Linked DNA regions of Mus musculus: region 1 is linked to region 2. A link is a loop called in an ENCODE intact Hi-C map of the cell type or tissue named here. Cell type or tissue: heart. All regions are shown on one strand.

Region 1 (8,000 bases), 56 kb after region 2:
TTTACACTTACAGATCAGGTTTTGTTTCCAGTTTGCTCATTAATGATAGGCTTTCCACTGATGCTTGAGATGAGAAAGATCCGACCATTCCACTGGTAATGGTTCTAAGTGAATTGCTTAAGTGCAAAAAGTTGTCCTTCAGCTGAGGAAGTTTTAAAAGGACTCAGTAACAGCTGGGCAAACTTTTAACTACAGTGAGGACAAATTCAACCTGCTTTCTACTGGACAGCAGTTAGAAGTGAACAGACTATATATGTAAATGTACTTAGTATAGAAATTTCTAAAATTTAGATATACTTATCTCAAAGGTTGATGAATGATAAATGATTTTGAAATGTTTTAGTTTAGATGTGTGGATAAGGGTACATTTCTGTATAATCTCAGCACTTTGGAAGTTTTGACAGGATTGTTTTAAGTTCAAGGCTACCTTGGACAACCTATTGAGAAACAAGTGCAGCTGCTAGAACTACACAGTGGGACAATCACAAAATAACAAGAAAAATAACTACACTCATGAGTCTCACAGAAAAAAGTATTCAAGATACACTTCACAACTTTGGGTTCCATGATCCTTTGAAATTTAATCCTGTACGTCTCAGTTCTTTGCTCCCATTCTTCCTCTAATCACTTGAGAAAATTCTCTTGTGCTTTTGTTTTAACTTTCACTATCACACAATTAAGTCTTTTTAGTCCCAAATTTTCTTCCAAATACAATAGAAAAAGTACTAAAATTTTACTTCATATTTGCTTTGATTGATGAAAGATTGCCAAGATGGCCCCTTTTTACTCATCCTCTGAAACAACTTTGAAATAACTACTTATGTAGACAAAGAATTTGGTTTTTGATATTTTTGTTTTTAATACTTTAACACCAAACACTGACAGTTCCAAGAGTCTCAAGCCCTGAAATTTCTCCAATAGCATGGCAAGTATTCATCCCTTCAAATCAGTATCAATGATTTCTCTCCTCCTACAACTAATTTTGTCCCTTCATAAAACCAGTCAGTTTTCACTTTGCCATAAACACACACAATACACATACTGTTGGGTTTTTTGTTTTGTTTTTTTGAGACAGGGCCTCACTATGTTGCCCAGTACTGAATGTAACTATTAACACCAGGCTGGCCTCCAAACTCTGAATCCCAAGTCCATACTTTAAGTATGTTTAAAGCACTTTAAAGTGACTGTCACACCACTCTATATAATGCAAACTATCTTCTGGTTACTTCAGGATGTAAGTGATTACATAAATGCATCCCTAAAGCACATCAGTTCCCTATTTCCAGAAAACAGTTAATTGCTGTCAAAAAAAAAAAAACCTCACAAATCAACATCTCATTTATGGAAAAACAATGCTTGTTCACTGAGTCTGCAAGATTAACACCCCCTCATACAGTATAAAACTGTTAGTTCCACTTCCCCACTGTTATATTAATCACCTTAGAAATACAGTTATACAAGTTCAAAAGGCAAAGAAACTGAAAACCTAGCTACAAATTCATTTCTTAAGTAAAGCACGAAGATGTATTTTTTTTAACTCCAAGTCATGTAAGTAATCTGAGAAACCTGTCAATTCCTCTCCTGAGTAGGTCAATCTAAGTGTACCCCATCCTGGGAATCCAGCTGTTAATCCTGCAGTCAATTACCCCTCTATAAATAGCTCGGTCTGGTTTATAGCGGCAGGCATTTTGTAATTTCAAAATTCGTTACCCGAGAGAACGTCAGAGTAACTCGGTAACAGGGAGTCCGCCTACCCTTTAACTCTGCAGCTCCCCACTCCCCTCCCCCGCCCGGGTCATCCAAGCATTTTCCACTTAAAAAAAAAAAGCCCCCCCCCTTTCCCTTGACTGGGAAAGGGGGTGAATAAACGGTTCGGTCAGGGGGGGGCGCTGCGACCCAGGGGGAGGGGCCGGACAAGCAGCGCCTCCTCGTGTGTCTGCGCCAGCGCCTGACCCCCGCGGGGAGCCGCGCTCACCCGCCCCGCCAGCAAGCCGGCCATCGCCTCCCCAACCCCCCTCAACCAACAAATCCACCGCCGCCCCCCCTGCCGCGCGCGCGCCCTCCCTGACTCCTGCGCAGCCGCCACCGGGAGGGAGGGGGGAGGGGGCAGGCTCTGCGCGAGGCCTACTAGGCCGCGCCGGAGCCAGGGCCTCGCGTGAATGCCCGGGCAGGCAGAGTGAAGTAGTAGACGCTCATGCGGGTCTACGAGAGGCCGAGGCTCCAGAATAGGGCCGGAGTCCGCCAAGAAGGATGTCACGAGTGGAAGAAGAAGCTATTGCCGGCGGCGGAGCAGAAGATTTTAAGCTTACCTGGAGGCGCGAGTCGACTGAGGGGAAAAGGGGAGCGGGCGGGAAGGGGAAGGGCGGGAGGCCGGGGGCGGAACAATAGGGGCGGGCGGGAAGGCGAGGGGGGCCCCGCTAGCGGGCGGAGGAGGGGGGGGTGAGGAGGAGGAAGGGGGAGAGAGACCCCGGGGCGGGTGGAGGGCGGCGGAGGGCGGGCGGGCGGGCGGAGGGCGGGCGGGCGGGAGAGGGCGCAGGCTGCGGCTGCTCCGGCTGCTGCCTCTGCTGGTCTGGGAGGGGGACGGGGCGGAGCGGGCCGCTTTCAACCCCGCGCACCCTTCGACCCCGGAAGCGCTAACCGCCCCGGGGGCCGGCGAGTCGACTGCGTCGTCCACACTTTCCCCACGCAATGCGGACCGCCTTCCCGGAGCCTAGAGCGGCTCCTTGGACAGCGTCGGCACCAGCGAGACGGCCAGTAACCAGCGGCGAGGTCTGAGATAGAGCGGCAGCGCAGAGGCGCGGAGGATACCAGTGGCCTCTAGCGGAAGAACTGGAAAGCTCAGGCCTAAATACGAAGAGGTGGCCAATGCTTTGGGATCAAGATAGGAGGGAGGGAAAGGAAAATAACAGTTGTCTAAAATAAAAAACGAATGGCCAGACTGAAAGTGTCAGGCAAACTGCTTACTCTAAAAATAATCCACTTTAGTGAGTGCAGAAGAAATGAAAACATCATTATTTTGCAGCCCAGATACTGAATCAGGCAATAATAATTATAATAAAGAATTAAAACGTAAAAGAATGTTCTTAAATCAGACGGTGGTGGTACCCAACTTGATTCCAACACTGGAAAGGCAGAGTCAGGAAGATCTCTGAGTTCGAGTCCACCCTGGTCTACAGAGTGAGTTCCAGGACAGACAGGGCTTTTTAGAAATCAAAAGAAAGAAAGAAAAGAAAAAAAAAAAGAAAGAAAGAAAAGTAACTTTAAAACTTCACTGTATTAGGACAACATTGATCATGTGAATATCTCACTATTATATAAGAAGTACTGTATAATCTAGAATTCCTGCCCAAATTGGTTAATCTTTTTATTAAGTCTAATTATCCATTTATAGGAACGAAAGAACAAGTTAAACATCAGTACAAGAAGGTACTCTGTGGCCAAGCACAGTGTGTGATACAAGCTGATACCATTGGGGAACTTAAGGATGACAAAGGTGAACCTCAGGCCACCTTGGACTGTAGAGCAACGCTGCTTTATTGTTGCCTGTTGCTCCTTAAAAAAAAAAAAAAAAAAAAAAAAAAAAGACATCTTGAAAACACAGAATTTTGTACACAACACAAGACAACTATCCTGGTGTCTTTAAAAAGGCAATAAACCTTTTTTTAAACGGTTTGTATGTGTGTATACAAACTGAGTGTGTGTGTGTGTGTACTTACACCACAGCAGGCAGGAAGAAGTCAAAGGAGGATTTTCAGGAGGAGTCAGTTTTCTCCTTCAACCAAGCGGGTCCTGAAGATCGGACTCAGGACATCAGGCGTGATGGCAAACGCCCTTTCCATCGCACTGGCTGTTAGGACTGGGACGATGTCTCAATAGTTCTCCAACTGTTCTCCCAGAGATTCAGTGTTCAATCACCAGTACCGACATAGGATCTCACAGTTCCATGGGATACAACACCCTCTTCTGGATTCCACAGGCACTTGCACACAAGTGGTGCACATATATACATGGCAGGTAAAACCCATACAAAATAAATAGGTACATCTGTAAGGAGTCCGAGGCACATGCAGGTAAAAGGCAGGCAGATCTTTTGAAGTCAGCCTGATCTACATGGCAAGTTTCAGGACACTGAGAGCTACATAGTGAGATTCACTCTCAAAAATCAAACAAAAACAACTTGTTCTTACAAAGGAGCCAAGTTCAGTTCCCTGTAGATGGGTTCACAATTCCCTGAAGATTCAACTCCAAAGATCTGATGCCCTCTTCTGGCTTGCTAGGGTGCTTACACCCTCGGGTGCACATAACTATCCTACAGATACACATATGCATAAATTTTGTTGTTGTTGTTGTTGTTGTTTCTTAAGACAGGGTTTCTATGGGGAGCCCTGGCTGTACTCACTCAAAGATCCAATTGCCTCTGCCTCCCAAATGCTGAGATCAAAGGTGTGTGCCACCACCGCCTAGAAAAAAGAAATTCATTTTCCTCTCTTTTCTGTACACAGGTGTTTTTGCCTATTGTGTATGCAGTACTTGTTGTGGTTTTACTATCAGTCAAATGGAGCCAAGTGACTCCAAATGTCTTTCTTTCCACCACCCAAATGAGGAGCTAATATTGGGAATGCAAAATAAAATCCTCATTTGACACCATTTGGTGCCAGGTGTCACTGTACACACTTTTAATCCCAGCACTAAGGAGGCAGAGGCAAGTGGATTTCTTGAGTTCAAGACCAGCTTTGTCTTGGACAGGGCTCTATAGAGAACCTGTCTCAAAAAAAAAAAGAAAGAAAGAAAGAAAGAGAGATAAAGAGAGGAAGAAAGAAAGAAAAACCAACAAACAAAACCTTATCATTTGGCCAAAGGTAAAGGGTAAAGGGTGGAAAGGAAGTAGGGAAAACCCCAGGAAAAAAAAGCCAATTAAGGAACAAGTTTACTGGACTGGCAAGATGGCTCAGCAGGTAAGAGTGCTGACTGCCCTTCCAAAGGTCCTGAGTTCAAATCCCAGCAATGACATGGTGACTCACAACTGCCCTTAATGAGACCTGATGCCCTCTTCTGGTGTGTCTGAAGACAGCTTCAGTGTACTTATTTAAATAAATCTTTGAGCAGGATTGAGCAGGGACTGAGCGAGTTAGATAACCAGAGCGAGTGGGGTTGACTAGAACAAGCAGAGGTCCTAAATACAATTCCCAACAACCAAATGAAAGCTCACAAGCATCTGTACAGCTACAGTGTACTCATAAACATAAAATAAATAAAACTTTAAAAACAAAAACAAGTTTACTGTCAGATCTAAGCTGAAAGTTTAACCTAAAGATTTTGCAGGTGGGCCAGTAAAAACAGTGGGGCTCCCAACAGCTAGAATGCTATCCACTTTCCATGAGGTCACACATATGGCATCAGGCAAAAAATAAAAATCAAGGAGTTTTATTAAGGCTGACCAAGAGTTACAGTCAACACTGAGACAGTGAAGTCCTGTGGGTGGGTTAAGAACCTTGAGCACAGGGCTGGTGAGATGGCTCAGTGGGTAAGAGCACCCGAATGCTCTTCCGAAGGTCCAGAGTTCAAATCCCAGCAACCACATGGTGGCTCACAACCATCTGCAACAAGATCTGACTCCCTCTTCTGGAGTGTCTGAAGACAGCTACAGTGTACTTACATATATTAATAATAAATAAATCTTAAAAAAAAAAAAAAAGAACCTTGAGCACACAAGGTCCTGGGTGAAATCCCAGACACAAAGCAGGGAGAGAGGGTTGGCAATAGGTTCAATTGTCAAGCCTGAAGACCTGAGTTCAACAAGAGTTCAGCTGAGTTCCCTTGAGACTAACTACCACTTATTATCCTGATTGCCACACTTGGACCCTGGCGTGTGCCCGCACATATACAAATAAAATACAATGTAATACAATGTAAGGAGACAGATGGGCTGAAGAAACCGTTCAGTGGTTAAAAGCACTGGCTGCTCTTCCAGAGGACCTAGTTTACATTCCCAGCACCCACACACTTGCTCACAATCACCTGTTTTTCTACAGTCCTAGAGGATCAGACTCCCTCTTTTGGACTCTGTGAACACCAAGCATGCATACAGTGCACAGAAATACATCCAGGCAAAACATTTTATGTAGTAGTGCTCTATCAAATAAGTAAGTTTGTTAGTTAGTTTGTTTGTTTGTTTTAATTATTTATTTTATGTATGTGAGTTACACTGTAGCTGTCTTCAAACACACCAGAAGAGGGCACTGGATTCCCTAAAGATGGTTGTAAGCCACCATGTGGTTGCTGGAAATTGAACTCAGGACTTCTGCCTCTGGAAGAGCAGTCAGTGCTCTTAATCCCTGAGCCATCTCTCTAGCCCAAGTTTGTTTTTTTTGTTTTTTTTTTAAAGAGCACTTATTAATATTGCAGAGGACCCAGTTTCTGTTCCCAGCACTCACATCAGGCAGCTGACAAGTCACCTGTAACTCAGTCCTAAGACATCAAAGTGCATCTGGTCTTCGTGGTCTTATGTGCTTGCATACAAGTATTACACATAAACTCACGTAGACATATAAATTTTATTTTTTTCCTGAGACTGGTTGTCTCCAACTCTAACCCTGGAATCACTCTGTAGACTCGGGCTGGCCTCAAAATCCCTTGTGTTGGGACTAAAGACATGCACCACCACTGTCCAGCACAAAATATATCTTTAAAATGAGGAAGATAAGGGGAGAGAGAGAAGAATCTAATAGCAATATCTGACTATGGATCAAGAAATTTTCCAAAGCAGAAATGGGTGAACTTGCCTAGGATCACAAAACAACATATTTATCTACAGAAAGTATTCAAAAAAAAGCCAGCAAGCTACAGATTCATTTCATTATTCATAGTCGCTAGAGCTAAACTGCCAAATTTGCATGTTTTTTAAAGATTTGATTTTCTTACATGTATATGAGTGTTTACTTATAGATGTATGTGCGACACATGCCATGTGTCTACAAGACCAGAGACTTTGCTATTGGGTTTTTATTGTTGTTGTTTGTTTGTTTTTTGTTTTTCAAGACAGGGTTTCTCTGTGTAGTCCTGGCTGTCCTGAAACTCACTCTGTAGACCAGGCTGACCTCAAAGTCAGAAATCCGCCTGACTCTGCCCCCTAAATGCTGGGATTAAAGGCATGTGCCACCAGTGCCCAGCTGCTATTGGTTTTTTTGTTTGTTTGTTTGTTTGTTTGTTTGTTTCAGACAGGATAGGGTAGCCCTGGTTGGCTTAGAATCCGTTCTGAGATCCACCTACCTCTGCCTTCAGAGTGCTAGGATTAGAGCTGGAGAGATGGCTCAGTGGTTAAGAGCAATGTCTGTTCTTCCAGAGGTCCTGAGTTCAATCCTTAGCAACCACATGGTGGCTCACAACCATCTGTAATGGGATCAGATGCCTCCTTCTGATGTGTCTGAAAACCATGACAAGTGTACTCATATGCATAAAATAAATAAAATTATAATCTTTTTTTAAAAAATCTGAGAACTATCACCTTTGGGAGTATGGACTGGTGTACAGAGGAGGGGTGGCAAACCCAATGGTTTCAGGAACCAGGCCAGTAATGGAATTGGGAGGAGCTAAGAGAGAGTACAGAAGACCCAGGGCTCATTTATACAGGGCTCAACCATTACACTTAGCCAGAACTTATATCTTTAGATATGTCAGTGCATGCCAAAGTTTCAGCTTGAAATGTAAATCATTAGGAAATGACTGGCATCTTAAAAAGACAGTGGTTCCCCCACAGTGCTCAGATATAGCCAGTGGCTCCCAATGTTTCAACTGCTGTTCACTAAAGTAGTCACTTCCACATTAAGAATATAGGGAATAGGCTAAGCAAAGTGGCTTAGAGAACCAAAAGTCCTGTAGACTAGCTAATACAGCAAGTTCCAAGACATCTAAGGAGGCCCTCTCTCAAAAACAAAACAAAAATAAAGGCAGGCGGTGATAGCTCACACTTTTAATCCCAGTATTGGGGAAGCAGAGCAGGT
Region 2 (8,000 bases):
GCAGGGGCTTTCAGCTCTTCTCCATAACTATCCCTTCTTCCTTCCCCCATGCCATTTAGCAGTTATCACCCAGCCTTGCCTTCTCCCTCCATCCCTTGCCCTGACATATACTGTGCCTTATTTATGCTGCAAATATAACATTAAACTATCAAGAGAATGACTGGTATGTTTGGTGCTTCCCTACGCAGACTCATGGGGCCCATTGGTCACTCCTAGAGACTCAGTAGGCATTTGTGTCTGACCATCCTCCTCCTTCCACTTCTTAGGGCAGAACTAGCAGGCTCTCTCTGCTTTCAGTAAGTAACATGGTGTTGGAAAAGGCACAGAGTTCAGATCTTTAAACTGCCTCAGAGCCAAGGCATCACAAAAAGACTGACCAATGGGAATACTGAACACCCTGGCTCTTTCAGTGTTTTATGCTCACCCACTTCCAACAATTGAAAGGAAGAAAAAGTCCTACTCCCAAGAAAGGGGCTTGGGAGTGTACAAAGAGGTAGACAAAGTCAAGCTTTCTCCAGAGACTAGAAGGAATAGCTGAAGAGATGGCTCAGTAGTTAAGAGGAAAAACTGCTCTTGTCTCAAAAGATCCGTTTGGTCCCCACACCCATGTTGGCTAGTTTACCACCACCCTTAACTCCAGCTGCAAGGGATCTGGTGCCCTCTTTTGGCCCCCACAGGCACTGCACTCACTTGCATAACCCTTCCCCCAGCACACATATACACAATTAAAAAGTTAAAAAAAAAAAAATTAAAAAGAGAAGAAGATTGGAAACTCGAGGCAAACTTTGTAAAAGCAGATTAAAGCTCACAGGAGAACAGGTAATGATCAGGGTGAGGAAGACGGACAGGTGAGCCACTGATCCTTTCTGTGTCTGTGTCTTCCACTAAAAGTGGAAACCACCAAGGAGACAGACTGAAGAACCTGACAAAAGACAGAACAGGTACCTCTAAGGTTCCTTGGTAGAACAGATCTACTGGGTTGGTGTCTGGTGAAGGACTCAGAGCCTCCTTAGGAAATGGAAACACTTACTGGCCATCACTGTGTGGGCCCCAGCAATTAAGGTACTTACTGCCAAGCCTGAAGACCTGAGCTTGATCCCTGGATACATGTGGTGGGAAGAGAACTGGCAAGGTGTTCTCTGAGCTCCACATATGCTCTGTGGGGCATGTGTCTCCTTCTCCCCAGGTAAATAAATGAATGAGAAAGTGGGTGGGGAGCACACAGTATGTCCAAGAAAGAGAGAACATTACCAAAAGCTAAGACAGAGTCTGGAGGAAGACTGGAGAGGTGGCTCAGTGGTTAAGAGCACTTGTGTTCTAGAGGACTTGAGTTCCGTTCCATTTAGGTGGCTCACATCTGGAATTCCAGCTCCTCAGACACCCGCTCTTGCAGATATACAATTAAAAATTTAAAAAAAAATTTTTTTTAAAGATTTATTTATTTATTATATGTAAGTACACTGTAGCTGTCTTCAGACACTCCAGAAGAGGGAGTCAGATCTTGTTACAGATGGCTGTGAGCCACCATGTGGTTGCTGGGATTTGAATTCTGGACTTTCGGAAGAACAGTCAGGTGCTCTTACCCACTGAGCCATCTCACCAGCCCCAATATTTTTTTTTTTTTTTTTTGAGACAGGGTTTCTCTGTGTAGCTCTCACTGTCCTGGAACTCATTCTGTAGACCAGGCTGGCCTTGAACTCAGAGATTTGCCCTACCTCCCAAGTGCTGGGACTAAAGGCATATGTCACCACAGGCCAGCTGAGATCCTGTATTTAAATAAATAAGTCTGGAAGGTGATAAATAAAACTAAGTCTAGAAGATGAGAATCCTAGCACACAGGTTAGGATGATTAATTTTTGTTGAGGTTAGAAGTGAACCAGCTTCTTTGTGAACTTAGTAGCTTCAGCCCAGACTCCGGTACTGAAGCAGCAGTGCAGTGAACACAGGGTGGCTGCTGTGAGACTGCTGTGTACGCAACCCATCTGCTGTTCAGGACAGCTTCCTGTTCACAGGGTTAGGTTTTTTTATTGTTCTCTGGGTGCTGGAGATTGTGCTCAGGGGCCTCCAGCAAGTTGCCTCTTTGTTGTTTTTTTGTTTGTTTGTTTTGTTTTGAGGCAGGGTTTCTCTGTGTAGCCTTGGCTGTTTTGGAACTAGCTCTGTAGAAGAGCCTGGCCTCGACTCAAAAAGATCAGCCTGCCTCTGAAGTCACACAGTGAATTTCGAGAGCAAAGATAAAATACGAAATTTCTGCCAGGTGTGGTGGTGCACATCTGTAATCCCAGCACTTGAGAAACTAAAAACAGAGGCCAGCATATTGGGCTACATACAGAGTCTCAGGCTTAGAAAACCAGACAAGCTGGGCACTGTGACACACACTTTAATCCCAGCACTTGGGAGGCAGAGGCATCCTAATCTACATAGTAAATTCTAGACCAGCCAAGGCTAAATGGTGACACCTGTTTCACACACACACACACACACACACACACACACACACACACACACACACACACACACACACAGTGGAGACAGGAAAAGAGAGAGGTGGGGAGAGAAACCGAGAAGACCCACAACAAAAGCAGCAGTGAAATATTTCAACTATAATGTATGACAAGCTCTACAGGAAATCTTGAGACAAACCTTACAGAAAGGTTCACCCAAGCCTGGATGCATTGTATTCTAGAACATCAGAAACCTGATCTAGAAGGTCTCCCTCTGCAGTAGAGCACCTGCCTACCATACACAAGGCTCTTCATTTGGACTTGATTCCCAAGAAAGAAATTTTAAAATGCCACTTATCCGCAAACCTAAAATGTAAGTTGGTTCCAATAAAGTACTTCCCTGTTGAGCAAAGAAGATGTGGATACATGGTATTTCTCCAAATATGTGAGGGGCTTTTACATATGACTGAGAGATAACCTGAGACTCCATTGAACAAGCTAGGACCTCTGGTAGAGGCCACCAAGAAGCTAAAGCCCACTCAGCACTCTCTGGAGATGGTAAGTTCCCCAGGACTGGAGTGGGAGGACAGCAAAGGGAATCACAGTTGACATTTTGAAAACACCGGGTCTGTGCTTTCCTACAAAATGCATCCCAAATGTTTCTCCTAGCAAGTAATTCATTTTACTGTTCCCATATGTAAGTGAGGAAAAAAAGAGTGTGAGCAGCTTGCTTTGCTCATGGGGTAGAACCCCGACAGTCCTTCTTCTGTTTAGGCTAGAGACATGGTACTCTGACACCTGGATTTGCAAGTGAGGTTAGGACTAGCTCCTTTAAAGGACCCTTCCCTGAACTGGAGTGATTGTCTGTCCCTAAAGCAGAACCCTAGTCGCCAGCTCCAGTAGTATATTAGAACCAGAACCAGGCAGAGCCCATGCTGACCAGACGGAACTGGAAAAATGTCACAATTCTGGGCCCCAAAGAACTAGGTCCTCAAGTCCTAGACAAAATGTATGGAAAGGGAAATGGCTGGACGTGGCAGTGAAGAGTAGTGGCCACAAGGTGGCAGCAGAGTTTCAGCTGTGGAGGCCCAATCCCCAGTTCTCTTGCAAAGATGGGCCTGTCCACAAAATTTACAGGCCACCTCTACTCAGTAAGGCTCCAAAAAGAGTCTCCTATCTCTCACTTAACTATTCACAGGTAAATCTTAAAGGGTAGTGAACCCACATTTAACCTGACTAGAAGCAGTGGGGATTGAAATGGGGCTGTGGTCCTGATCACCCATTCCAGGCAGGAGTAGGGACCAAGCTGGTTCACCCTAGCCTGCACTTAACACTAGTTCCTTCCCATCCAGGACATAATGCCCAATTCTGACAGGAGTTTCTCCAGTCAGGAACAAGAGGTGATCAATTGAAGCTTCTCCAATCTGTTGAAGGATTGGAGGTTCTTCTAAGGTTCCCCCAGGGTCTAACTCTGACAAACTGTCTGCAATTAATGATGCTTCCTGAGCTCCGGAGACAAGATTTATGCATCTAATAAAGTCTATATAACTCCAGGCTTAGGCTGGGGGGGAGGAAGCTAAGAGCAGAGAGTCCCCAGGGGAGTACGGGAGGGGGGGTCCCAGGTGGCTCTTAATAGAGCCATGCATTTCCATTGCTTGTCTAGATTTCCCCCCAGGCTGCCGGTGAGGTGGGGGTAGGGACATCAGGTATAAGAAGACCGTGGGCACTCAGGAGGCAGATGGCAGCATGGACTCCAAGTGGGCTGCTCTGCTGCTGCTGCTACTGCTGCTGCTGAATTGGGGCCACACTGAAGAGGCAGGGAGCTGGGGTGAAGACCAAGTCTTTGCAGTGAGTGAACATCCTGCTGCCCCATCCACCCAGCCGCCATCTCTCCTTCAGCTGAAACTTATGATACAGGGTTTGGTGTTCCCCAGGCTGCTAAGGTCTTCAAAAAGTCTGGCTTCTAAGGGAGGGAAATGGCTTCTCAGCCCACGCAAGTTTCCCCTAGAAGCCATTCTTTCCCTCCATGTCTTCAGTGTACAAGACACTGCCAGGTTCCTTCCCTGCCACTCTCTCATCACAGGGAGAAGATAAGGGACCCCACCCACCACAGTATGCCCACATTCCAGACAGGATCCAGACTCCTGGGTCCCTCTTTCGTGTTCTGCTCCAGGCCATGGACACACCTAGAAGGAGCCCAGCCTTCCTGTTTCAGCCCCAGAGGTGAGTTCCAAAGGGAAGAGGCTGAGAAGGGTGGAGGGCAGAGGAAGATGTGAGAGAAGGTGAGATGGAGGGAGTGCCAACTAAGGATGAATCTCTCCTAAGGTTTGGCAGAAGTGCATGGGGGTCCTGGAGCAAGGAACAGCTAAATCCGCAGGCCAGACAGTTCTGGAGCCTGGCCGCTCCTCAGCGCTTTGGGAAGAAGTAGCATCGTCAGCTGTGATGCCTGCATGCAAAACCACTTCCCCATGTTCCCTGTGTGCCCCCAAATAAAAATGGTCCGGCTGGCTTCAGAATCCCTGTGTTTGGACAAGACTGTCAGGGAGCAGGTGGGAGCCCAAGGGCAATAGCTGTAGCCCCCCTTCACCTCCACTCAGTCTCTAGCCATTCTGTTGTTAAGGATCCCCAAGGCTACTACTGCACCTTGCCTCCTCTCGGTAACAAAAAAGAACAAGGGGTTCAAAAGGAGAACAAGCTCACCATGTTTATTCCTTATACCCTCATGACCCAAGGCCAGAGAGAGCAGGGTTTTGGAAGCCAAAGAGCAGCATTTATTCAGGACTCCAATAGATTCATCCATCACCCACGGAATGAGGACAAATCCTGTGCTGGCTGGGGCCCTGTGGTTCATGGCTCCTTGCTTGCCTGTGCCTTCCTCAGTCTCAAGGCAGACAGGCTGTGTCAGAGGTAGAGATGGCACCTCTGGAGGGTACCAGAGCTAGGTGGATACATGGACCCAGGGGCAGAAGGAGCAAGAAGTAAAAGATGCATATCCATCACTGCAGTGGGATGCTACTTGCTACCCGCCATGATCCTGAGGTACTGTAGGGCGCGGTGAGCAGCATCACCTCGGGCTGCCTCCCTGGTGGTTGCAGAACCATAACACACAGTGGCTGGCTGGGTGGACAGTTCCACTAGGCACTGGCAGAGCCCACTCAGGCTCAGTTCCTCTGGAAACCAAGAAAGAGAAGGGAGGCACTGGTGGGGAAGGGGCACCAAACAGTGTACACATCACCCATCTCCCAACTCCTTCATACTTGCTTTGATCCAGTCCCCTCCATCCCCAGTCTCTAGTTGGCCATACCAATATCCAGATAGCTGACATGGAAAGCCTGCTCCTCAGAGAGCTCACTGAGGACACTGCAGCAGGCAGAGCCCAGAGCCCCTAGAGAGCCCACGGAGCAACTGCGAAGGGATAGGATCTTTTCTCCCACAGAATTCCGCAAGGAATCCCAGGTGCAGCCTGGCCCACGATTCCTCAGTCCATCCAGGCGGGAGCTCACGCCCTAATGAGATAAGAGTGAGAAAGCAGCTAAGGACTGTGGGACCCAAGAACTGGGTATTATGCTCTGACTCCTGGCAGCCTTCCTCATCCCAGGAAAAGTTGCCTATAGGGGCTTTGCCCTAGGCCAGCTTTCACTAGTGACCCTACATATAGGCTGAGGGGACTTCTGGGCGCACAGGTTCAAGGAGCCCTGGGAAGGAAAGCAGGCCCATACTCACTTCCAAACCACAGACCCAACCCAATTCCGTACCATGTCCTGCAGTGTGAACCACATGTCGAGCCCACACAAGCCACTTACAATGGAAAAATGATCGTCATCAGGCTCTGCCTCATTGCCATCCCGGGCATCCAGAGGTACAGTGTGCACTCGAAGGAGCATCTTAGCTGCTGCGTTACGCTTTGCCAGCTTTTTGGAAGTGCCACTGCCTGAGGGTGGGGAAGGAATTGTTCAACTTGGGGATTCCTAACAGACCAATGCTTTCCCTCTAGGTTAACTTAGACAGTCACCCAATGAGATACCACTGCAAAGAGGAGCTCAAGGCCTGATCTTTTTAACTGAGGAGTTGGTGAGCCAGATAAGAGGGGGAAAGATGGGCAGGGACAAGGGAGAGACAGGAAGGCAGGAGCTGAGCAAGGACCTGCAAAGCAAAGGAAGCTGGGACAGAGCACAGCCAGGCAAAGAACCACCTTGTGTTTGGGGTTACAGTGTGGCAAAGAGAGAAGGTGAGTGAACCCCCTTTTCCCCAGTTACCAATCTCAATGAAACGCTCCACCCGGCAAGTCATGGTGAACTCTTTGCGGTGAGCAGGCCCAGACTCTTGGGTCACCATGTACTCTGGCAAACGCCAGCCTTTTTGCACCACCAGCTCCTTGAAAGAAAACCATAAGAGAGTCCAAGGCTTAGTGAGGAAAGGGTCCTTAGCCAATGGCCTTCTACCAAGAGCCTCCACCTTTGAGTGAGAAGGAGGACCACCCTACCCACAAGTGCACACGCCCCTGCCTCAGCCCTACTTCAGAGAAGATAGCACACATGACAATGAAGACGAGGCACACCTGCAGAGCACCGACGGGGTTGCACTCAGACTGCTGAGGAGAGACAGGGGGCTGCATCTCCATGGGAGGGCTCCTAAAGAAAAAAGGGCCCAGGCCAGTGCTGAGGAAAATGCAGAGGTTCCTCCTGTCCTGGTCATGGATCAAGTGCCAGCCACTACCACCTCCCAATTCCTCACCAGGCAGGCAGCTATCTGTCCAAACATCTAGCCTTTCTCCTCCCTCCCCACACCCCACCAAGTGAGGCTCTGCTACTTCCCAGGAGCACTTAGATGTGGAAATCCTTCAGCAATGTCCCTGTGATGGAGGTAAAGGAGCTGTACACACAGTCCTGGAAGTACCTTTTGGGTCTCAAACATGGAGCCTCTAAGATGTTTAAACAATCTAACATTCATTGCTTGGCTATTTAATCATCATAAATTACCTCCTAGCTCAGGCTTACCAACCAGCTGGTGCAAATTTTTCAATTACACCAGTCTGTCTTTACTCTCAGGCTTCCTCATCCTGACCTGCCTGAGTCCAAGAGCTATGAGACTAGAAGCCAAGACCCCCTCCTTCCTCCAAGACGTCAGGGGACTCAAGATACCTGGTTAGTACAGCAGATGGAACAGGGGCAGCAGCTTCTGCAGCAACGACAGGAGTGTCCTCAGGCGGTGAAGAGTCTAGGAGAGAAAAAGAACTTCCCGAGGGGAAGAAGGTCTTGGATTCACACCCATGTAGAAGGGAATGAGGGTGTGAGGTCCTTCTGACCTTTCCATCCCCTGAGAACTCCTTCCCCCCGATGCAGACTCGGAGAGCCTCAGCAACAGCTCTTCCTCCTGGGATCCTCTGCTGACCCCACACTGGCTCAGAAGCACTGAGGTTAGGGTGGGGGCTCAGAAAAGAGTCTCTTTCTACCCAACAAGCTGCAACCTGAATGTGGAAGAGGGAAAGCCATCTTGCTAGAAAGAGGGGGCATGCCAGGACCAACTTTATCAGTCTTTGCCTCCACCCCCTATGCCCTT

What was found. Peaks named below come from ENCODE experiments on the same cell type or tissue, not always from the same donor. Only the 100,000 strongest peaks of a DNase experiment are listed, where the experiment ranks them.
Region 1: a loop joins it to region 2, with 2.9 times the contacts of the local background. A loop is called at or near these places in 16 of 42 quality-filtered maps.

What each region holds. Positions count from the first base shown.
Region 1 is chr15:102,465,113-102,473,112 of GRCm38, reverse strand. It overlaps Pcbp2 (poly(rC) binding protein 2), which reads right to left and starts at 2,481. Exons shown (of 15, transcript NM_001103165.1): 1 at 2,310-2,481. It overlaps Gm36331 (a long non-coding RNA gene), which reads left to right and starts at 2,617. Exons shown (of 2, transcript XR_384469.3): 1 at 2,617-2,858; 2 at 3,392-3,672. In heart, CTCF peaks have their summits at 1,892, 2,820 and 4,282 (motif pointing left); DNase peaks (open chromatin) are centred at 2,152 and 2,682; H3K4me3 peaks cover 2,692 bases; H3K27ac peaks cover 1,467 bases.
Region 2 is chr15:102,520,796-102,528,795 of GRCm38, reverse strand. Tarbp2 (TARBP2, RISC loading complex RNA binding subunit) reads right to left here. Exons shown (of 9, transcript NM_009319.3): 4 at 7,583-7,675; 5 at 7,000-7,072; 6 at 6,698-6,815; 7 at 6,245-6,372; 8 at 5,746-5,947; 9 at 5,120-5,611. The coding sequence ends at 5,454. It overlaps Npff (neuropeptide FF-amide peptide precursor), which reads left to right and starts at 4,175. Exons shown (of 3, transcript NM_018787.1): 1 at 4,175-4,289; 2 at 4,525-4,664; 3 at 4,767-4,957. The coding sequence starts at 4,188. The coding sequence ends at 4,869. Atf7 (activating transcription factor 7) reads left to right here. Exons shown (of 12, transcript NM_001310067.1): 12 at 1-160. In heart, CTCF peaks have their summits at 664 (motif pointing left) and 3,498 (motif pointing right); a DNase peak (open chromatin) is centred at 3,495; H3K4me3 peaks cover 156 bases; H3K27ac peaks cover 2 bases.